Regions from separate parts of the Homo sapiens genome. Here regions 1 and 3 are each linked to region 2. The links are chromatin loops, found by intact Hi-C in ENCODE. Cell type or tissue: heart right ventricle. All regions are shown on one strand.

Region 1 (8,000 bases), 100 kb after region 2:
GATTTTCTGCATAATTGATGGGGATATCAACATAATCACTCTGGATTCATTAACAGGTCTTGAAAACTAGTTTTAACACTTGCAACACACTAAAAAAATAAAATATAATATAATAAAGCAGGAAAGATAATCCTCCTGGAAGGAATTCATTTCAATGCCCCACAAACGGGCCTGCACAGATAACAGTTCCCTTGGAAAACTGCATGTCTCACTCAGCAATGTTTACGTCTGCCCCACGCCACCGCACAGGATGAATCCACACCCCCCCCCCCACCCGGTTTGATGTTGAGCTGCCAAGGCTTTCTGTCTGGGGTGCTCAGAGAGCTGCTCCTCCAAGACAGTCCGACTATACCCAGGACTGGGGCAGGGAATGAAAGGCCGGCTGCAGAGGAGATGGCTCACTTCAGGAGAAGCAGCGGGCAGATCTCCAGGTTCTGGAGATGGGGAGCTGAACTCTGAGCTGCCATGCACTTGCTGAGTGATCTCTGGCCTCAGTTTCCTCCTCTATGAAATGAGTCAAGTTCAATACCCACTTCTTGAAATTATACATGTGAAATGCTTAGCACATGGTCAGTGCTTACAGAAATGGCCTATTATTATTCTGTGCAGATACCTTCCCTTCCCAGGAAGAGCTCCCAGGCATTGGAAAAGCAGAGCATTAAGTGCTCTGTAGGAGAACCTGGAAATAGAAGCGGCACCACACAAAGGAGAGGTGACTGCTTCTCTCTGGAAGGGAGGGAGTTCGCTGAGATGGCTCCACTCAGATGGGACTTTGAGGATAGACTAGAGGAAGTGGGAGGACATTCCAGGCAGAAGGACTGGTTTGTACAAAGGCTCAGAGGGAGGAAACCGCAGGGCCAGTATGGAGACCTGCTGTGAGGTCAGCAGAGCTGGTGCATGAGGAGCAAAGGGTGGGGTGAGGCTCATTCCTTGAGACAAGAGAGGAAGGCTGGGTCTTGCCCTGCATGGTACCCAAAGGTGATGTCCACAGGAGTGCTTCACCTGCTCTGCAGAGCAGGGCCTGGCCTCTGCAAGGGAGTCCTCCTGGGAGCCCCAGAGCCTGGGAGCTGGCAAGAGCACTGAGCTGTGGCGAAAGCCCACCCCCATCCCCACCCCCACTGCCCCTCATGGTCTGAGGAGTCGGCCTGGCTTTACAGTTGCCCAAGAAACAAGTCTAGTTGCCCAGGTTAGAGGTCTGGCTCTATGGCAAAGCAAACAGAAGTTGCAAAACACCCAAGTGCTTGGAATGCTGGTTGCAGGGCCCCGGGGGAGCACTTGGGAACCAGTGGTTGCAAATGTAGATGGGGATGCTGGAGACAAAGATGGGGAAGGCCTTGAGTGTGGCCCCAAAGGGAATTGGCGACAAATTCAGACAGAAAACTATGAACCAGGTCTCCTAGGTTCTGGGACAGTGCTTTTTCAGTTGCAGTTTGCTACCTCTCAGCCAGCGCCATTGTGCTGCCCAGCTCCAGGGCGCCATGCTTCCAATAGACCATGTGAAGAGCAGACCTGGAGTTGTGCAGGGCACAGCTTGCATGGCCATACACAGCAGCCCCACACCCGGCATCCAGCTGTCCAGATGGTTAGAGCTTGACCCTTCTCCAGGGAGTGATTCTGACATTGTGTGGACACAGAACCTGATGCCAACAGCCATCCACAGGAGCTCAGAACTCATTTAGTCCAGGGTCAGTAACTATGGTGCATATATGAAGCCTTTGCTCCACCCTAACCAGTCCATGGCTGGGTAATCAATGCAAATGTTCCTGCTGATCCAGGAACCCACCAATTCTTCTCAAAACAGTGTCCAGCATGGCCATTGCTAATTCCTCATTTGAAATGTATTCATATTTATTCAGTGCCAGGCTCTACTCTCAGTGCCACTTGGAGTTGTCCTCAACGCAGTACGTAAGTTCTGATCTGTCAGCTCAGTGTCCACATGAGAAGTCTGCTGGTTAGTGGATCCCCATCTGCAGACTCCAATTCTCTTTTCCATCCAACATGATGCCTTTCAACCTCCCTATTCTTTCAACACTGCAGCTAAACTGTAGGCAGCAGAGAAATCTCAACCCTAAGAGAGACTTTGCTTTTCTCAAGTTTCTTGTCATTTGCACCTCAAAGGCCACAAAAACTAGCCAAATCCTCCCTGCCAGTCCAGATTCCCTTATCATTTACAAACAAATTTGCATGTGGTGGCTCAGCCAGCAGTCGCAGAGCCTAAATCTGAGCCAGGTCCTTGTCCACAGCCTGTTGTCTCTGGCCACGCCCTACTGCCTTTCCAGGCTGACTGAGAAACTGCAGCCCTGTGCTCATCACGCTGCCATTCATCTCGGATTTGTCAACGTGGATTTCAATTTTAAGCTTTTTCCTTCAAAATATCCTGCTTGCATTTGGCATTGGCTTCTGCAACTGTGCAGTTTGAGAACAATATGAAAATCAGCATTTCATCAAGCTGTAACGCTTGTTAAATGAGATCTTGAAGTCCCTAGAATTATTCTTCCAGAATCGAGTGGAACAAAAGATGCCTGAATTTTAAACATTCAGTTTGAAAAAAAAAAAAAAGAACTGAAATGTGTACACGTCCTTGAATTTCTAAAAACTAAGCCCAAGCAGGGACAGTTGGGGGATTTTCCATCCTGTGAGATTTTCGTAGTGGAATTAACCTCATTACAAGAGCGCAGTGAGTGTGGGGCGGGGAGGAAAGGGGGGTGAAGGTGGGGCTCCTGGTGTGTGGCTCTGGACAGACATCTCTCCTTCTCTGGGTCCACATTTTCCATCAGTCCTATGAGGGATGGACCAGGTGCCCTCTCTGTTTCCTCCCACCTGTGACTGTCGGTGCATGTGGCCTCCAATTCATCACAATTTGCACTTGAGACAAAGTGATCTGTCTATCCCGAGTGCACCCTCTCTGCATTCATCACAGCTTCTCCTCCTTCCAGAAATTCAGTCTCATGTTCATCTGCAGGGATACCCCAGGAGTAGCTTGATAATCATCAAGAGCATTCAGCCCAAACCACAACTACCCATCCCAGGCCTATGGAGGGAGACCTCCATGCCCCAAGGGAGGCTGGAAGCCTTAAAACCTCTCTAGGCTGGGTGTGGTGGCTTACAACTATAATCCCAGATACTCAGGAGGCTGAGGAGGGAGGATCACTTGAGCCCGGGAGGTTGATGCTGCAGTGAGCTATGATGGCGCCACTGCACTCCAGCCTGGACAACAGCAAGACCGTGCCTCTAAGAAAAAAAAAAAGAAACAACTACCTCTCCAGCCCACTGCCCCACAGGAATGCGAGGCATCTCCTGGCCTGCCTCCTTCCAGCGGAGGAGGGCCTGCAGGAGGCACAGGCAGCCCATCCAGCCCCTCCAGAGAATCCACGCCTGAGATCAGGGACCTGCTTCCTGGGTGGATCTCAGCCAACTAAGTCAAGGGCGGCTGGACAGTCCATGACTCTACCATATAGACCTAAAAGAAATGTGACTCCGGAGAAGTCATTTCCCAGGAAAATGCATTGAAACTTCCCCTTCCCCCCCACCAGGCTCCTCCTCCGAGGGCATATGGGAGAAAGGAGTGAGGAAAGAAGGGAAGGCCACAGACCTGTCCAGTACCCTAGTGGGAGGTGTCCTGAGACCTTGAATAACCTCCTGTCTTCCCAGGTACCCTCCACCATTATTTGGCAGAATCTGATGATGTGTTCATACCCTAAGCCTTCTCCAGCTCTTTGGAAAACAATTCACGGTTTGATCTCTTCTGCAGACATTTTTTCCCTGGCCTCCTGCTCTGTTCCAGATGTAGGGCCCTGAACTGAAGGCAAAGGCCTTGAGAACAGTGGCCCATGCCCCGGGGAGCTCTCTGTTCCCCCCTCACACCCTCCATCAAGGGCAGAGTCCCAGCCAAGCTTCGGGGCCAGTACATTCTTATCTTGGAAACTTGTAATGTGCTCTCAGGCTCAAAGACTAGCTGGGGTGGGTGGTGGGGGTGCTGGACCCACAGCAGCTATAGACTGACAGGGAAACAATGCCCGACACCGGGCCCTTCCCACATGCCCTGCTGAGGACCGACCTGAGTTTCTGAGGCGCCTCTGCCGGGCCCTGTGTGGAGGGAGGAGGCAGAGAATGGGTGACGGGACCCTGGACAAGCCAAAGCGGTGAGTGGGGCTCACACTGGAACAGGCAGAATTGGTCACTGGGGGGAGTGAGGGGATGGGGAGAGACTGGAATCATATTATTAAAAAGGGATTTCCAGAAGCTTTGCCAAGCATGAAGAATGCAGACTCCCTTCAGACACGGAAGGCAAGATTCTATTGCTTGTAAATTATTGTGGATGCTGGACTGGTGTTTGTGGAGCAGAGACCGGGTCTCAAGGCAGCTTAGCCTTGGTTATATTCAGTCCTAGGCTCTAGGTATAACTAGACGCATCTTATTCTCCCCAACCCGTCACCTGCCACGATGAGCCTCTTAGGGGCAGACTTCGCGTCTTGCTCTGTCTCTGATGCGTCCTCGCCACCGAGGCCCCACGCATGTGTTTTGAGGGAGCATAGGCTGAGAGAAGAGGCCAAGGGAGGGGCTGCAGCCAGGCAGGCTCTGCGAGCTCTTCTCCCGATCATTTCCGTCTTCTCACTGGCCCATAGGTGTCTAACCCCCTAGCACATGCTAGAGCTCTGTCTTAAGAGATGACTTGGAAAGACAGATGGGGAGGGAGGAGATGGGGAACCCAGTAGGCACTGATATGACTGTCCCAAACTCCTCAACACTGGCCCTCGGTGGGGCTGAGCCACGAGGAGCAAGAGGGCAAGAGGGCAAGAGGAAAGAGGAGGGCAGGAGGCAGGAGGTGAAGGAGAGAGGAAGACCGGGGAAGAGGAGAGGGAATGTCACACGCAGAGAGGAGGAAGAGGAGAGGCGGAGGGATGAGGAAGGCCCAGGAGAGGCAGAATGAGGCAGAAGGCACGGCCCAGGGCCCCGCTCCTTATTTCATTGGCCAAATACGCAAGAGCTTTCAACACGGCTGCTACTTGAGGCAGCATTTCCTCCAACTCTCTTTCTTGTTTTGAGGCAGAGACCAGGCTGTCTCCCCACCCACCTCATCAGCATTCCAGGTGATCTGTAAGAGGAGGCCGCTGGGAGGACCCTGGGTGGGACAGGACTCCCAGGTGACTCCCACCGCCTCCTGCGGGGTACCCACTAGCTTCCCTCTCTCTGGTTAGGAGACAGCTGGAGCCGCGTTCTGAGGAGGGCTGGAGGCCCACTTCTCCAACAAAGCAGCGATTTCCCCTAGCACCATCTAGCCTCCTCCCCAAAGTCCTCGGGGAAGGGCAATTTGTGGAAACGGAGCTGCTGGGTAATAGATTTCTCTGTCAACATGATGACTGAAAGAAAGGGCGAAGTAATTAGCAGTAATGCACTTCAATTACGGCTCCGCCTCCCATCCCCCACCCAACCCCAGCTCCCTTCCCCATTTAATTTTCATCTAAAACAAAACAGTTGCCACAGACCCAAAGCTAAAAACAGAAATCCCTTTCAGCTCCCGGCAAATTAGCAGGAATGTCTTATTATGGAAGCGGTGGGCGAACTTATTCCAGAGCAATACAGGAAGCAGGACTCCCGGCCGGTATCCCTTGCCTTGCAACCCCACTCTCAATGCTCCCAGCAATTAACCTTGTCCCTCCAGGCCCCAGATCACCCTCCCCTCACAGGCCTGGCTCAGCCTCTTTCAAAGCCCTTGCCTGAGGAATTCTGTCAAAAATCAGTAGCACCTTAGAGGAGGCCCGAGGTCAGGGGACTTCCTTGCTACACAGGAAGGCGTGTTCTATCAGAAAAGGGAAATGTTCTCAGACCCTCAGATCTTGGGCGACTAAAAATAAACTAATAGGCCTTAAATTAACTTTTTCTTTCTTTTCCCCGACCTCCTAGCCCCTACTTTCCACCAAGACTTTTCAACTTGAAGGAAAAGCATTTATTATCTGAGAGTGACACACAGGAAATTAGACTTATAAATTGTGCTTAAAATGTTATAGTTTCCAACTTTCTTTAATGCTAATCTTAATGCTAATAGGTTGTGAGATATGTGTTTTGACTTGAGAGATTCTTTTTTTCTTTTCTAATTAATTCTCGGCTACACCACATGAAACATTTGTGGTGGAGGAGTTCCAGGAGTTTGCACGCAGTTGGAGAGAGGGACTCCTGTCGGAGCTCAAAACGGCCATTTTCCTATAGAAGCTTCCAGAAAAATCCTTCTTGGCTAGTGTAAATTTAGTCCATCCGGAAAGCCAAAGCACTCGCTCGCCATTGGAAAATGCAAAATAAAGGATTTGTGTTATCCTGGCGTTCCGATCCCCAGGTTACCTCTACAGCCTGATATTCCACAGTTCTCTAAGGGTCCTTTCTGTTCAGTTAGAAAACCGCCTGCCCGATGTTTCCCAAGCGCACCAGGCTCGCCCACCACATCAGCGCCGCTCCCCCTGCTGGAATCCCATCGCGGCTTCTTGGCTTCCACGTGGGTTCTTACAACCGCGGTCGTGCTGAGCTTGTGCTGCACTGGCTCCCCGCTGTGCTTCAGCATAGCTGTTAGTGAGGAGGGTTCATACTTGCGGTCGGAAACACTCTCCCAAGGGCAGGACTGATACGTCTGGTCCGACAGCCACCCCTAGTCCTGCCATGGGAAGGCGGCCTCGTGGCTGGAGGGAGTGGAAAGGCTTCTAGGCCTCATTAGGTTCGCACTGTTCACCATGGCTGGAGAGGACGGTGACGTGTGGGAGGAGTGTGTTCCCATGGTTTTCCAGGTGAGCTCAAAGACCTTCTGTGAGGTTGGGTTTATGGACTGGGGAGCCAGACTGAGCCCTCACAGCTGACACGGAAAAAAAAAATGGGGGGGGGGCGGGTAGCATTCTCTTATCTTCAGAAATGAAAAGAAAATACATGAACTCTACCCGTGGGAGAGGTTGGCAAATTCTTCCCTAAGCCACTTCCCTCTCCTGCCAGGCACACGGTTACACTCTCTTTCCCAGCCTCCCTTACAGGACGTAAGTTCTCTCCCAGCTATAGTCATGGGACTGAGCCTGTCCCGTAGAACATGAGGAAACAGGATGTATGTCACCAGCAGCCCCGGCCCATGAAGCCTCCTGTGTGGCCCAATGCTCTTTCTCTTCCCTCAGCTCCCCTGCCTCGCCTGGTGGAGGTGGAGGACCCCGTGGAGCACTCCAAGGCCCTAGAGGAGGGCAGAGCCTCTAGACCAGTGGCCTCCGACTGGGGACCATCTTGCCACCCAGGGAACGTTGGCGATGTCTGGAGACGTTTTTCGGTGTCACAACTAAGGGGTGTGTGTGTTACTGGCATCTAGTGTGTAGAGGCCAGGATGCTCTAGATCAGCAGTCCCAACCTTTTCAGCACCAGGGACCAGTTTTGTGGAAGGCAATTTTTCCACCGACTAGGGGTGGGTGGGGGTGGGGATGGTGGTAGGGGGATGGTTTCTGGATGAAACTGTTCCACCTCAGATCATCGGACATTCATTAGATTCTCATAATTATCACACAGTCTACATCCCTCACATGCACAGTTCACAATAGGGTTATCGGTCCTAGGAGAATCTAATGCCGCCACTGATCTGAGAGGAGGCAGAGCTCAGGCGGTAATGCTCACCCACCACTCACCTGCTGCTGTGTGGCCTGGTTCCTAACAGGCCCCAAATCGGTACCAGCCTGCGGCCTGGGGGTTGAGAACCCCTGCTCTAGACAACCTAGAGCACAGGACAGCCCCCACAACAAAGAATTACCTGGTTCCCAAGTGTCACCATGCCATGGCTGAGAGCCTCTACTCTAAATAGAAGGACCGTGGGTCTCTGAATAACTGTGTGGTTCTCTGCCAAGCTGCACTGCACTGTGATAGAAGCAAGAAATAGATCTTATCAGTGAAGCCCCTGAGACCCAGGGGTAGTTTGTTAGAGGAGTCAGTGTGCTGTGAGTACCCTGCTCCCTGACAGTAAATGTACAACGCTGAAACAGAGGCATGTT
Region 2 (8,000 bases):
ATGACATCTTCTTTCACCTCTATTCTTGTTCCTGGTAGTCATTCAATCACCCACAGATATATATTGAGAACCTACCTTATTGCAGAAGTTAAATTGTCAATAAGAATAAAAAGACTATAGTGTTGTTGGGAACATGGATACTTCAGCATTCACTTACAATACAGAGTCCCAAGCAGAAAAATTGGAAAAATACAGGCTGCCCTTGAGGTCAGAGCTGGAGAGAGTGGTGGGGAGCTGTCAGGCAAAGTCCACAAGCCTCCTCCCAGACCTCACTTCTCACCACTGGCCCCTTTCTCTCTGCCCCAGCCACTCTGAATGTCTTGCTTTTTTCTCTGCACTCCAGCTTTATTCCCACAGAGGTTTCGCACGTATTTCCCCCAACCTTGAACATCTGTGTCCCTCCCATTCTTCTTTGTATGACCAGCTCCCTTACTTCCGTGCTCCCTGCGTACCATACCCAAAACAGCACCCTGCCGCTCTCTAGTTCCTTCCCTGCCCCACTGTGCTTCAGAACACTTGCCATTAACATAAATTAGATATGTCATTTGTTGACATGTGCACTGTTTCTTGGCTGTCTCCCTACTAGAATATAGCACATCTTTCAGAATATAGTGGGCACTCAGTCAATCCTGAGCGAATGAATGAGTGAATGAAATGAATGAAGTGACCGCCAAGCTGAGTTGGATGAACAAGGTTCCTGGCTAAGGGAAGCACATTGAAAATGGAAAGAGTGGCACACTCAGGAGAGAAGTTCAATATGGAGGAAAGAGGAGCTGGAAAGTGTGAATGGACCCAAGAGAGAGAAGCAAGGGTCTTCTGAGCCATGCTAAGCTTTTTCCCAGGTCCCTGGGAAGCCGCTGAATGTTTAGGCAGAGAAACTGAGCCATGTACACTGCCTACAGCATAGAGAAAAGGTTGGAAGACAACAAGAGTGCAGACAACCAATTAAGACACAGACATCCGGATGAGAGAAAAAGAGGGCCCAAGCTACAGTCATGGCCGAGGGTCTAAGGAGAAGTAGATGGGTCCTAGAAATACTCAGTAGGGGCCTAGCATGGTGGCTCACACCTATAATCCTAACACTTTGAAAGGCTGAGGCAGGCAGATTGCCTGAGCTCAGGAGTTCAAGACCAGCCTGGACAACATGGTGAAAACCCATCTGTACTAAAAATACAAAAATTTAGCTGGGCGTGGTGGTGAGCACATGTAATCCCAGCTACTCGGGAGGCTGAGGCAGGAGATTCACTTGAACCTGGGAGGTGGAGGTTGCAGTGAGCTGAGATCATGCTACTGCACTATAGCCTGGGCAACAGAGTGAGACTCCGTCTCAAAAAAATAATAATAAAATAAAATAAAAAAGAAAAATAAATATGAAGTAGGTAGAATTATCAGAACTCAAAGGATTGAAAGCCCGTGTGGAATGGCTCACAGGCTGCATGCCACCTTTGATAGTGAGTTCCGTGAAGGCGGGCATTTGTCCGTTCTGAGTCTCCCATGGCTGGTATACTACCTGCTGAATGCATGTCTCGCACTTCTGTTACTTCCCACTCCTTCGATGTGACATAGCCACCTGCACTAAGTGTTTGAGAGCAGGGATTAAAGGGGAGAGAGAGCCTTCTATTTTGGTCTTGTCATTAAACCAGCTGCCTCAAATTATTTTTAGAAAAAGGACAGGTAAAAATAAACGTATAGGACTAGTCACATGTCTATGCAGGAATAATCACACATCTTTGAGAAGGGGAAAGCAGATGTAAGATTTATTTTCAAATAGTAAGGGCCAGCATTTTACAGCTGCAATATCCTTTATTCCTCAGAACAATCTCTCTGGTGTTCGGATTACTAGCTCCATTTTACAAAAGAGAAAGCTGAGGCTATGACAAGCTAAGTAACTTACCCAAGGTCATCCAGCTAGAGACCCAGGATTCACACCCAGCCCTTCTAACTCCAAAGCCTGGTTTCCCTCCACTAGAGTACAATGCTCCTCCCAGATTTCTGAAGTAGACACCGTGGGACGTAGGGGACAAGAAGAACAGTGGATTTAGAGAAGGCCTTACCCTGGAAGTCTCTGCCCTGGTATTTATTTCCAGCACTTTGTGTTCTTTGAGGTTCTGTGATAAAGGTGAGCTCTAGAATGCTCTCTCTGTCCAATCCCATCCTTTCCTTGGCCTATCCTAGCCCTGAAGGAAAGCTCCCATAGAAGGCACTGCCAAGTCCTCCTGTTTCTGTGCGAATGGGAAGCACACCGGCCACCCATGGCTTCCTTGGGGCAGAGAACTGAGAGCTCCAGACTAAGAGGCAGCCCCTTTTCTGGGCATGAACTGCCTGTCCTGCTAGTAGAAATTCCAAACTTGGGACTGACAGTGGCTCTCTCAAGTTCACTGAGAGTGCTGGACCTTTCTGAGAAGCAGGTCCGGTGTCATACTTAGACGGCATACCCTGTGGCTGCAGGCAGCACCACTGCCTCCATGCCCACCCTGCAGCCTAAATGGGTCAATCATACTTAAAAATGCTTCAAATGCATTTATTGAGTTCTTTCTATTCACTAGACTCTATGATAGATGGGAAGCCCTTGAGTTTTTTAAAACTGAACTCCTTTATCATGGGTTGGGTTCCTCACTGACTTGATCAGATTGGTTAATCTAGTAGAGCCCCATTTTCCCTCTGAGACAAATGGAATAATTTTAACATGCATCTAATCTTTATCATCCTTATAAGCATGCAAAGTAATATCTGCACAGTACTTGGCCCATAACAGGCAGTGAATGGTGGTTGTTATTATTATTAATAACTACCAACACATTGGCCACATAGTAGGTGCTCAATAAAAATGTAAGGATTGGAAATTAGGCTCAAAGTGTTCGCTTTAATTCCCCATTTGAATTCCACCCAGAGCAGGGAAGATATGGGAGAAGAAAGGGGAAACCCAACATATTTGGTGTTTGGAAACATGACATCCAAAAATGTCTGTTTTCTTTTCTTTCTTTTTCTTTTTCTTTTTTTTTTTTTTTTTGAGATAGGGTCTTGCTCTGTGGCCCAGGCTGGAGTGCATGGCACAATCTCAGCTTGCTGCAACCTCTGCCGCCCTACAGGCACATGTTACCATGCCTGGCTAATTTTTGTATTTTTAGTAGAGTTGCGGTTTTGGGATGTTGGCCAGGCTAGTGTTGAACTCCTGACCTCAAGTGATCCTTCCTCAGCCTCCCAAAGTGTTGGGATTACAGACGTAAGCCATTGTGCCTGGCCCCAAAAATGTCTGTTTTCTTTCTTTTTTTCTTTTCTTTTCTTTTTTTTTTTTTTTTTGAGACTGAGTCTCACTCTGTCACCCACGCTGGAATGCAGTGGCGCGATCTTGGCTTACTGCAACCTCTGCCTCCTGGGTTCAAGTGATTCTCCTACCTCAGCTCCCCGAGTAGCTGGGATTATAGGCATGCACCACCACGCCTGGCTAATTTTGTATTTTTAGTAGAGACGTGGTTTCTCCATGTTGGTCAGGCTGGTCTCGAACTCCTGACCTCAGGTGATCCGTCTGCCTCAGCTTCCCAAAGTACCGGGATCATAGGTGTGAGCCACTGCACCCAGCCTAAAAATGTGTGTTTTCAAGTCACAACTATTTTCTTTCCTGCAGCTGTCAGGGGATAGAATTACTTAGGAACTGTGGCCAGCTTTTTGAGAGATGAGTTGGTGGAGGAAAGACCTACTTAGATGAAAAAGATAACACACCAGACGAATGGTCCCTCCAGTGCTTATGTCATCTGGCAGAGCCCCCTAAGTTAGGAGGAATTTCCCTTGTACCTGACAATAACATTTTTTCAAAATAAAATATGTTGAGGCTGAGAATTTTATCTTGGCTGAGCTTTGTACCATTAACTCAAGATTAAATGCATCCTGTCCAAATTCTTTTGCTACTTGAAATGGGTCTCAGGCTCGTGGTCTCCAGATGTTGATTCTATATGTGTCCCAAGAAAAGAAGCTAATTGCTCTTTGCGGTAGAAGCATGGAAGTGGGGCTGTGGTGGCTGTCCCGGTGCACTCCTTACGCCCCACTGCAGAGCCAAGGCAGGACTCCCCCAGCCACTGCAGCTTTGCCTGCTGAAGTGCAGAAGGTTGGCGGAGGTTCAGCTGGCTCCCTCCCTTCACACTATGTTTAGCTGAAAGCAGCTGCCATGCGGCCCCTCCAGTGAGGTATCCCAGTCTCACAGTTGACTGATGTGGGGGAACAAAAGCCTAGCCCTTCAGTGCTTCAGTTTGGGACAAAGTGCCACCCCAGCTCCAGAGCTCTCAGCCCTATGAGACTGGCGGAGGCTGTTGCTGTGAGGGCTTCAGAATTGAACTTCTGGCCACACTTACTTTCTGTCTTTTTTCTTTCTTTTTTTTTCGAGACAGAGCCTCGCTCTGTCGCCCAGGCTGGAGTGCAGTGGCGCCATCTCGGCTCACTGTGAACTCCGCCTCCCGGGTTCAAGCGATTCTCCTGCCTCAGCCTCCCAGGTAGCTGGGATTACAGGTGCATGCCACCATGCCTGGCTAGTTTTTGTACTTTTAGTAGACATGGAGCTTCTCCATGTTGGCCAGGCTGGTCTCGAACTCCTGACCTTAAGTGATCCACTCGCCTCAGCCTCCCAAAGTGGTGGGATTACAGGCATGAGCCACCACACCTGGCATATGTTTACTTTCTTCACTCCTCTGCAGGGAATAATTCAGAGGATGTTCCCTATAAACTTACCGCACGTGCATCTCCGGCTCAGAGATGTTGGTGCCAGGAAGGGTTTGAGGAAGCAGACTGTGTATGGGATTTTGAAGTTTGATCACTCATCAGCCAGTTGACCACGAGGACCCCATCCCTTGTGGCAGTGGAGCACTGATTCCCCCAGGCATGCTTTGCAATTGGTAAAACTTCCATGATACACTTGGGTGGAACAGCTATGGAAAGGAATGGACAGGAGGTGCAAGACTTCAGGAGTTTGAAAGGCTGGTGAGGAGGGGCGAACAATGGAGTGAGATGGCTGTTGCTGAGAACCATCAATGCATTTGAGAAAGGCAGTGGAAGGCTGAGAGTGATTAATCACGAAGGTAAAGTGTGACAGCCATAGGACCTCGTTGGTAGCATATAAAGAGGCCATCATCTCTCACAACTGGAGGGCGGAAAAGGCTGAGTATCAGACCCGAGATTGAATTTATAAGAGTTGTGGCACCCCAGAGATGGTCAAATTCTCAACCCTATGCAGTCGGTGATGCCAAGGTCAGGGTCCTTGTGCCAGTGCTGTGAGACTGCAGCACAGTTCAGTGCCTCCCTCCCTCTGCCTAGCCTCGCTGCCTTCACTCCTCACAAGAGCACCCCCACAAGAATCTTCCTGTACCCTAATCTCAATTTCAGAATCAGCTTCTCAAGAACCCCACGTTGGACAGGGCAGACGACCGTACCAACGAGGAGTCATCAGTTCCCCGCCAGCAGGGCTCAGTGTGGGTTTCGATGACTTTTTTAGTTTCGCCTCAGTCTTTGCAGTTACTATTCTCTGCACCTGAAACACTGTTTCTGGTCTTTCCACAGCTCTTCACTCAGGGTTCAGCTCAAATACTGCTTCCTCGAGAACATTCCTTGACCACTTATCCTGAAGTATTCCATGTCATGCCTGCTCAGTTTCGGTATTTCACATGACCCTGTTTTATTTGCTTCACAGCCCTGACAAGCATTTGCAACTATTTGCTCATTTATTTGTTTATTTTACTTTCCATCCCTCCCCCTGGAGGTAAGTTTCATGAAGTCCCAGGCCAGTGTTTAGTGTTGTGCTTGGGAGCTATATAAATATTTTTGAAGGCAAAATAAATAAAAAAATAAAAATTAAAGAAGGAAAAGGAAGGATGGAGAGAAGAAAGGAAAAAGGGGAGAGTACTGGGTTCAAATTCTGACTTTGGGTGGGTCATGGTGGCACACACCTGTAATCCCAGCTACTCAGGAGGCTGAAACAGGAGTATTGTTTGAACCCCGGAGGTGGAGGTTGCAGTGAGCCGAGATTGTGCCACTGTACACCAGCTTGGGTGACAGACCAGGCTCCATCTCAAAATAATAATAATAATAATTCTGACTTTGGTGAACCTGGAAAGATTCTTTGACTTCTCTCACCTTTTGATGCCTTCTATGGGGATCAAAAGGGGATACAAATTCTTTTTGAAATTCAGTGAGAGAATTTGGGCAGAGAGCCCATATTTTGCTTCTTCCCCTGGACACATCTAGAATGTTCTCTTTAGAATAGCACTCAAGTCTTTCTTTCTTCTTACTCACTTTGCCCTTCTTTCACCTCTTGCTTCTCATCTAAAGGGGAGATGTTCAGAAAACTGAAGTTACCAAACAGGAGATGTTTTTGAGAGATTATGTCGTAAGCATGAAAGGCAGCCTGTGAGTCAGAGCAGGAATCTTACCCCAGGCTTCGCTGTTTTGTGTGTTTATACTTATTATTGTTATTGTGTGTGTAGGAGGGGCCGCAGGGGCCTAACCTTACAGTAGTCAGCGGGCACCGGTTCTCCGGAAGCCCAGCTGCTGTCCTGGAATGACTCCTTGGCGGTTTCCCAGGGGAAGGCTGCTTCTTCCAACGCTGTGTGCCAGGAACCTGGCCAGCGGCTCCCGTCTCTGGGATTTTCCATCTTGGTTCCTATCTTCTTTTCAGTCTTGTCCTCCACTTTCTTGAGAATTAGCAATGGGATGGGTTTTGTTCACCTGCATTTATTCACTCATTTATTTTATTCTTTATGAAAGTAATAAATGGTCTTGGAAAGACCCAGGACCAGTACAAATTAAACCGGGGGAAAATAAAGAGTTGAAATCACTGTTTTAATTTGTAGTCATGCTCTCCCAGGACTTTTCCCATACAGTTTCTTAAATTTAGTTTTATCATGTCTAAGGGATATTTACAAATAGTTGAAAAACCAGAGAGTGTTGGCTTTTGACAACAACCAGCAATCTAAGGCCCCAGACTTCCCTCCGGATTCCCACTCCCTAGAGGCAATGGTGATTATTCCCTTCAGCTGTCTCTGCTACTTACCTCCCTCAGTCTAAATACTATGCTTACATTACCATTTCCTCATCTACTACTTTTAGGTTTTTGCGTTTTGACTTCTAGGTGTGGTGGGTGAGATTTTACACGTCTTCCTCTTGCCCTAACAGCTCAGCCTTACACCAATTCCCACTCCATCTTCCCAGATATATTCTATCAATTTGGCTAAACCATCATTACTCACATTTTCATGACTATATTAATATATTTGGAATAGAGCCATTTTTTTGTCCATTACATTTCTTGTCTTATAGAACTTTTTTTGCTTTCTTTGCAATTAATAATTGCCTCATGTTGTTTACTAAGCTTTCTGTGTATCTATCTCTAATTCACCCCCCACCTCTTCAGTAGAACTGTATTTCCTCAGTATTTTTATTTATTTATTTATTTATTTATTTATTTATTTATTTATTTTGCGACAGAGTCTCACTCATTCAGGCTGGAGTACAGTGGCACAATCTTGGCTCACTGCAACCTCTGCCTCCCAGGTTTGAGCGATTCTCCTGTCTCAGCCTCCTGAGTAGCTGGGATTACAGGCATGTGGCACCACACCCGGCTAATTTTTGCATTTTTAATAGAGATGGGGTTTCACCATGTTGGCCAGGCTGGTCTCGAATTCCTGACCTCAAGTGATCCGCCTGCCTCAGCCTCCCAAAGTACTGGGATTACAGGTGAGCCACCCCACCCAGCCTCCTCAGTATTGTAATGAGTGTGCCTTCAAACACAAAAGCCAGCTATGTCTTCCATTTGTTCCTTGGAAATGTCCTCCCTGGAGCACCCCATCCTCCTTCTCCAAACTGGAGCGACTGCTCTCTCATGCCCAGCTGGGCTCTAGGCCTCCTCTCCAACAACTCCAGAAGCATTCTCATGTAAGGGATTTTTTTACTCTTTTTTTTACTCTTTTTATCTTTAACAGCTTATTGAGGTATAATTAACAGACAGCAAACCTCACATG
Region 3 (8,000 bases), 180 kb after region 2:
TCATGTCTAGCCCAGGGTCTGACACATGGCAAATGCTCAGTAATGCTTGTGGCACTGTGACAATGAGCTTTCTGAGCCAGAAAGGGGCTCTCTGAGCTGATGGGGAATGATCAGAGAGTAACTAGACTGCTCCTCAGGGATGATAAACATGTAAAAGCCACCAGCAACTTCTTTCCCAGCCATGTGCAAGAAGCCCAGCTTCTTGCTGGTCAGAGGTTTCTTCACCAAGGGCTCAGACTGGAAACAGGCTAAGGTCATGCTTGGGACCTGGACGGAGTTGTCGCCTCCTGCTTGTGGGGAGAAGCTGCGATCCAACACCCAGCCATTGCTGTAGAGTAATTTCCCTCCACCTTCTGGGAAATGAAAAAGCAGCCAGATGCATGCTTTAAAAATAAACCATGCAAGAGAAAGAAGAATATCATGTGTTTGCTTCCCAAGCTGGTTTGAAATATTTGAAACGCAGAGAGACTCAAATCTGTCAGGAATCAGCAGAGCTCTGAGGTTTGTTTCAACATTTGGAGTGAGAAACAAAGGGATTAGAATCTGTTCTTTAAAGCTTCTATGCAGCATTTGGGATTGCCATAACAATAGGCATGTTTTGCCCTCAAAAGAGAAAGTCAGACCACGCTCCATGTACAATAACAGGATCGCTAATTTGGACCCCGCCAGCAAAATATTTGAAATCACTCAGACAAGGCTCTTCAATCATTTACTTCACAATGATTATGAAGACAGGGTTTGTTCTGTGGCCAAGTGAAAAGAGGTTTTTTAAAACACATATAGCTGCGTGGTTTATATCAACCAATCTGGTGCCAGACGGCCTGAGTCTGGGCCCCGGCTCCCCCACTCATAACTATGTGACCTTGGACAAGTGACTTAACCCCATCGGACCTCTGCAAGCCTCTCTGAAGATTAAATAAGCAAATATTTGCAGAGCATGAAGTCTGACTCATAGTAAGTGCTATGAAAGTGTTTGTAAAATAATAAATTATGTTAAAATGAAGGGTGGAGAATCTTCAGCATGTTTGATGTTTTTTCTTGCTTTAACTGGACTCCTTCCATTTCGGTCTTATCAAATCATTACGATAGATGCCTAAAGAATCTCTCAAGTCTAAGAAGAAGGTGTTATGAATTAAGTCTATAGCTCAAACTTTTTTCCTCCCTGTCTTCCCTGTTGATAAAATTTGGGGAGGGAATCTCTAATTTTTAAAATGTAGGTTTTTCAGAGTCCAGACATAAAGGTTCCAATCGAGCAAGTTTTATCATCAGACAAGTTTGGGAACCACTAACTCAAATGGAATTCCTTCCCAGTTAGTAGGAATAATTGGGTTTGGTTGTCTCTGCTTTTTTCAGTGCCAGGATTTCGTTTCTCTTTCTCTCATCCAAGCGTCCAATACGAAAAGAAATTGGACTTTTATGCCCCAAAACTTCCCCTAGGGATGCAAGGCAGGAGGCCCAGGAGAGGTTAGATCATAGAGCTTTTATTTCAAACGGGAGCTCCATTCAAATAAAACCGCACACCGGCCGGGCGCGGTGGCTCATGCCTGTAATCCCAGCATTTTGGGAGGCCAAGGCGGGCAGATCACAAGGTCAGGAGCTTGAGACCACCCTGGCTAATATGGTGAAACCCCATCTCTACTAAAAACACAAAAAAATTAGCCGGGCGTGGTGGCACATGCCTGTAGTCCCAGCTACTCGGGAGGCTGAGGCAGGAGAATTGCTTGAACCCAGGAGGCGGAGGTTGCGGTGAGCCAAGATCGCACTCCAGCCTGGATGACTGAGCCAGACGCCATCTCAAAAACAATAACAACAACAAAAACCTCACACCATTGCAGCTGCACCTAAGTGAGGCTTCAAGTCAGCCCAAGTAGTTATATCAGAAGGAATGGGGGAAAGATGTTGATAAGCTCAGGTAAGATGCCTCAGAAGCTTTTGAGTTTTTAATTTTTTTAAATCTAAGACATTCCTTAAAGGAAGATGCATATTTGGGTCATAGTGGGTTGGAAAAGATGAAGAAAGATCTTTTGGATTTTGAAGCCCTGGCTTGTACCAGGGAGAGGGAGAGGCCAGCCTCAAGAGATACACTGGGCTCGTTTGGAGACACAGGGCCCGGCCCCACCCCATCTCTAGAACCCTCACCATGATAAGTTCCCATCTGTAAAGTGGAGGTGATGATAATGCCAGTCTCACTATGATTCAACACCAGTGGGGGCTGCAGATGCTGGAAGTTTCAAATCGTATTGGGAATGACATCACACAGATGGCTCCTGGAACCAGGCCACGTGGATAAGCCGCCCAAATGGACAGGCAGTAGTGATCTTCCTCTGGCATAATGAGAAAGGGGCTCAGTGATGGGAAGGTAATTTAGTCCCTGGACCAGCTGAGCTGGGCTGGTAGAAACCTTCCTTCCTCTTTGGAAACTGGAAGTGAGAGGCAGGCAGCTGGTAGGTCTCCCAAGAGGCGTGAAACCTAGTAGAGTGGGTTATTTATGCAAATTACAGAGAAACCCCATGTTATAAGATTACGTCTCCTGAGCTGTTTCTTTTCTGTCCTTGTTGGAGAAGCTGAGATGGACTCAATTCAGTTTCTTCATTCATTCATCCATCCATTCATTCCCTCTCCAACACAATACCTGCTATGTAACAGATATTGTGCAGGGAAACAGAAATAAATCTGACCCTAATTCTGGATCTCCAGAGATCTAATGGAGGGAACCCAGCTTAAGCTTAAACCTGTGATTCAGGACAATAAAGTGAAAGGTGTCTGTTGGTGGAGGGCCTTACAGTACTCCGGGGGCTGCAGGGAAAGAGACAGGGAAGGTTGTCTGAAGCAAGGGGCAACTAAACTAGGTTGATAAACAGGGAAAAGCAGAGGAAGGAGGTTCCAGTCTGAGAAAATACATTGATCAAAGGCAAAGGGCTGTGAGGGTCAGGGGTCAGAATACAAAGCTCTAGTGCTGGAGGGGAGTGCCTAGAATTTAGGGAGCACCTGCTAAGGGGAAGCCCAAACACTTCCCAGAACTCCACCTTGGAAGTGACAGCTTCCAAAATCTGCTTCCCCAAATGGCAAAGAAGCACTAAGGCTAATGTTAGCTTCTCCATGTAATCTCCTAGTCCTTGGCACGCTCCTCCATCCTGCCACTTGCGCCTAGCAGAGGGCTGCCTAGAGTGAGCACTCAGTGACGACAGAGAAAGGAACACACATAAAATTCTGCAAAACTCAAATGCAAGAATAAGTGTGAAATGCATTATAAACCGTAAGGAGCTGTAGAACTGTGAGAAATTGTCACCAATAACGATTGCGTTTCTATCCAACTGCTTTGCAGGGGCTGGCACTCCAGAGATGAGGAACAGCCCTGTCCTCAGGGAACCCAGAAGAGTCAACCAGGGATCCCGGGGCTGCCTGGCCAATGCTCTGACAAGATGAAAGGTTCTTGGAAGAGGTGAAACCTGTGCTAACTCCAAGGGCCCACAGGAGTCAGGCAGGTGAGGAACTGGGGTATGGTGTCCCAGACTGGGAACAATCCCAGCAGGTAACAGAAGGCTGATGGCCCAAGAAGGACATGGGTAAGACAGGCTGGAGGGGCATCCACCAGAGGTGATAGCCTGAGGGGCATCACTTGGATTTCAGTCTCAAGGCAAGCTCAAGTGCTGGGAGAGAACATGGCCACTTTTGTGTTTTGCAGCAGAGCTTATCTAGGGGGACACACGTATGCCATGAAATTAATCCCTTCAGCCCTTGAGGCAGTGGGAGAGTTGGGCAGCTCCTACAGTTGCTGCTGGGTTGCTTCCCCCAGACCACCTTGGAGAAGCATGGGATCAGGGCAATCCCTCCAGCAGCTGGGAAGCAGGAGGCTGTGCTACCCGGGGCCATGGCTCACACCTTGGCACCAAGGAGGTGCCACTAAATACAGATGATGTGAATAATACTGGGATGATTGTGAGCAGCTCCTATGCAACCCCCAGAGGAGGCTTACCCGACCCTGATGCTCAGCACAGTCTTCACAGGACTTTTCAACTCTGCCTTGCTGCATTCCTGATTGCATTTCTTTCCTATGCCCAGATCCGCCCATCTCAGAAGGGCTGCAGAGCCTGGGTTCCTGTGGACCCACCACCCTCCTCACAGGTCAGACTCTGTGGCTTCATCCCAGCTGCTGACCCACTGCCAAACCGCAGCAGCCGGCATCTGCCCCAGGGCTGGACAAGCAGCCTGGCTCTGTGCCCAGCCTGCACAGCTGGGAAAGAATGAGTCAGCAGTGTCTTGTCTCCTTGGCCTTACGCTAAGCATGACCTATTACAAGGAAGTAAATAACTGGGGAATGGTCCCAGCAGGGAACTCCCTGAAACCTCAGGGTCTCAGGAATGGGACAAATCTTAGAGGTCTTTTGCACAAATGCTCTTCATGCACTACAGGAGCTCAGCCTATGGAGCCACACTGCCTGGTGTCAAAGCCCTGTGGGACCCTGAGCAAGTTAATAACCCTCTGTTCCTCTGTCAAATGAGGATAATAATAGTATTTACCTAATAGGGTCGTTATGAAAATTGAGTTAATTGGCGTAAAGTGTACACAGCATATAGTAACAACTAACAAGTGTTAGCTATTACTATTGTTATCGTTATGTGAAGCGATCCCTTCTCTGGCATCTCTTATGATTAAGCCCTCATACAAGTGCTTCCAGAGACATGAAGGTCATTACCACGAGAGGCAAACTCTAAGCTGTCTTTCTCTTGGCCTGTACAAAACACAACTGTTACCTCTCATCCTGACGGATATTCACAGTAGATCTCCTCTTCCTGGTATGCCCACCTCCACTCTAGGATGAGACCCTCACTTCCTTCCGAAGTTTTTCAAAGGGAATACTTGTTGTCTCTTTGCCCCCCTTGGCCCCTTCTTCTCGTGATATGCTAATTTGTCCACTCTTCCTCTGAACAACTGAAAACAATGTTCCAGGAGTGGGCAGACCAGCACAAATAGAATAAGAGCATCATCTTTCTTGTTCTAGGCACTGAATCTCTAGCAATCCAGCCTGAAGTCACATTAGCTAACTGACTGCCCCCATACACAGCTGGCCCATAAAATCTCGGTTAATTTGGCTGGGCATGGTGGCTCACGCCTATAATCCCAGCATTTTGGGAGGCTGAGGCAGGTGGATCACCTGAGTCAGGAGTTTGAGACCAGCCTGGCCAACATAGTGAAACCACATTTCTCCTTAAAAAAAATAAAACAAAATTGAGGTTAATTTTAGTTAGAACCTTCTAGGGTCCTTCTCTCATACCCTTGTGCTTGCCATATATCCCCATCACCCCCTGCCAATCTGAGCTAGTTGGTTCAGCTTTTTTGACTCCAAGACAAGACTTCACACTCAATGCTTTAACTTTCATTGTGTCTGCTCTGGCCTGACTTTCATAAAAAGTCACCACCATGATGTCAGCTGTGAGTGTCATTGGTCCATTCTTGTCCAAGCAATCGATTGCAGCTACCCTGACCCAGCTCCTGTGTCCCTTTCCTGAGTCCTTTACACCTTAGCGGTAAGGTGATGGGCACGAGAAGGACTCAGTCCATCTGCAGGTGGAGTCAGCAGATCCCTTCTGCCTTCCAGTCACAGACCTGAAAACCAAACGCTGAGATCGCCCAAAGTTCATGGAGCCACCAATATCCAGAAACAGATGAAAATGTTTAGGAGGCAAGAGGCAGGCCTGGAAGAACCCGAGGACGCCACCTGGGCCCTAGTCCCACTTGGACACTGGCTCTGGGTGTGACCTTGGGTGAGAAACATCCCCTCTAGGCCTCACCCTCCTTATCTATTGAACTTGATAATTCAGGCCATCTCACCCGCAAAGTTCATCACCCCTTCAAATAACTCTGTCACCCACAGTACTTTATTGCACCCCCCTGCTCCATGGGTTAGGACACAAGGAGGTCCTTTCTTTCCGTATCCCACAGGTACATTTAAAGGCTCACCATATGATTATCTAGTCATGGTTCAGACTAAGGAGCTATATTGTAACTACTTTTCCTGCATGTTAACTTTTCCTGAACATAAATCTTGTCTCCGCAGCGAATCCCCCAGGAGTGGGGAGTCTTCCTCCCTACCCCTCTCCCCCTGCCTTCTTTTCCCCATCTGACGTACCATCTGTGTGTTTATTGTTGGTTTTCTCCTCTTGAATGTAACAGAAGCAGCCAGGTTTCATTAATCCCCATATTCTTCTAAACTATAGCTCCAAACTGAGGGTGTGACATTGAGGAAGGGCTCTGCAAATATTTGTTCATCACTAGTTGATTGATGTCATTTGGATTTTCTTAAGCCCACATCTCTAATGCACTGGCAGAATTCGATGAATTCTACTGCAGAAAGGGGAAGGAAGCCTGGTGTATCCAAGACAGAGTCATTCATGCTAGACCAGGATGAACCCAGGAGGTCTCCCAGGGTGGGGCTGGATTTCCTCCTCCGCACCCACCTGGAGGGACGCTAACTCATTCCTGCACAGGCCACCAGCTATGACCATCACAAAGGCTCAGTCTATGCTCCAGAGCGCTGCTCGGACAAGTGTTTTCAGCAGGCATTCAATGACACCATGTGACTGTGTTAGTGACTCCAACCACAGGAGGCTCATCTCCATCTCTTTTGTCCTCTGTTCAGAGCTGCCCAGAAATCCTTTATCAGGATTCGGCATCCTCCAATATGATGGACCAGAGCTGAGTCTCAAGAAGGGGAAGTTCCCAGAGAGCAATAGATGGCACAGTTTTAAAGCAATGGTTGACATACTTATATTTTCAAAATATCTGTGGTGTTTGGAATATGTAATAAAAGATACACCTGTTTTCTTTTGCACAAGTTTGTCCAACCCAAGGCCCAGCGGCCCAGGACAGCTTTGAATGCAGCCCAACACAAATTCATAAACTTTCTTAAAACATTATGAGATTTTTTGCAATTTTTTTAGCTCCTCAGCTATCGTTAGTGTTAGTGTATTTTATGTGTGGCCCAAGACAATTCTTCTTCCAACGTGGCCCAGGGAAACCAAAAGAGAGCCCTGCTTTACAGGTCTCAAGTGTAGACTCTCAGTGTGAGCCCGCTGGCCTCCCTGTGTGTTGTTTGTTCCCTTCCCAGGGCCTTCAGCACCTGGGATGCTTTTCCTTCATGCAGCCACCTGGCTTCTACCCTCACAAGGGTTGAAGGTTTCCACTCAAAAGTCACCTTAGTAGAGAGGTTGTCCACATCACACTCTATGCGACAACAGTCCCCCTCTGGCTCTGAGAGGGTCACTGTCCCTCTCCTTCTTTTCCCTGTGTGACATACCATCTGTGTGTTTATTGTTGGTTTTCTTCTCTTGAATGTGAACTCCAAGACAGCAGAGATTTTTTTTTTTTTTGAGACATAGTCTCGTTCTGTCACCAGGCTGGAGTGCAGTGGTGATCTCGGCTCACTGCAGCCTCCGACTCCCAGGTTCAAACAATTCTCCTGCCTCAGCCTCCCAAGTAGCTGGGATTACAGGCACGTGCCACCACAGCCGGCTAATTTTTGTATTTTTAGTAGAGACGGGGTTTCACTGTGTTGGCCAGGATGGTCTCGATCTCCTGACCTCATGATCCGCCCACCTCGGCCTCCCAGAGTGCTGGGATTACAGGCATGAGCCACCACACCCGGTGACAGCAGATTTTTGTCAGTGTTCACTTCCATGGTGTCCCATGCTGAGATCAGTGCCTGACTAAGAACAGGCACTCAACACACAGGTGTCCCATGAGTGACTTAATAGGGAAATATCTGGGGACCTGGGACACTGAAATAAGGCATTACAGGACTTAATCTCAAAGCTTTGACCTACCTGACAGTGAGACCCGGGGCCTCAGGCTGTCTATCTTGAGAAACATGAAAATTGCACCTGTCCACTGTGGCCCGAGAATAATAAGATGATTCAATAAGACAAAATGTTTAAAAAGGCTTTGCAAACTTATAGCCCACTGCAGAGAAAAAAAAAATGGTACTGTTGCAATGATCCAAG

Evidence for each region. A loop is a pair of places that touch in the nucleus more often than their neighbours do. Peaks named below come from ENCODE experiments on the same cell type or tissue, not always from the same donor. Only the 100,000 strongest peaks of a DNase experiment are listed, where the experiment ranks them.
Region 1: it touches region 2 in a loop (2.1-fold over the local background); 3 of 110 quality-filtered maps call a loop at or near these places.
Region 3: a loop joins it to region 2, with 2.1 times the contacts of the local background. A loop is called at or near these places in 7 of 110 quality-filtered maps.

What each region holds. Positions count from the first base shown.
Region 1 is chr2:15,806,877-15,814,876 of GRCh38, reverse strand. No RefSeq gene overlaps it. Among named protein-coding and RNA genes, the nearest start is that of MYCNUT, 110 kb to the left of the region's middle. RefSeq lists enhancers at 3,439-4,166, 4,895-5,622. In heart right ventricle, no CTCF peak of the experiment used is centred here; a DNase peak (open chromatin) is centred at 3,935.
Region 2 is chr2:15,910,878-15,918,877 of GRCh38, reverse strand. No RefSeq gene overlaps it. Among named protein-coding and RNA genes, the nearest start is that of MYCNUT, 5.5 kb to the left of the region's middle. In heart right ventricle, no CTCF peak of the experiment used is centred here; DNase peaks (open chromatin) are centred at 4,117 and 6,547; H3K4me3 peaks cover 327 bases; H3K27ac peaks cover 978 bases.
Region 3 is chr2:15,726,869-15,734,868 of GRCh38, reverse strand. No RefSeq gene overlaps it. Among named protein-coding and RNA genes, the nearest start is that of LINC01804, 40 kb to the right of the region's middle. RefSeq lists a silencer at 2,523-2,582. In heart right ventricle, no CTCF peak of the experiment used is centred here; a DNase peak (open chromatin) is centred at 4,188; H3K27ac peaks cover 1,493 bases.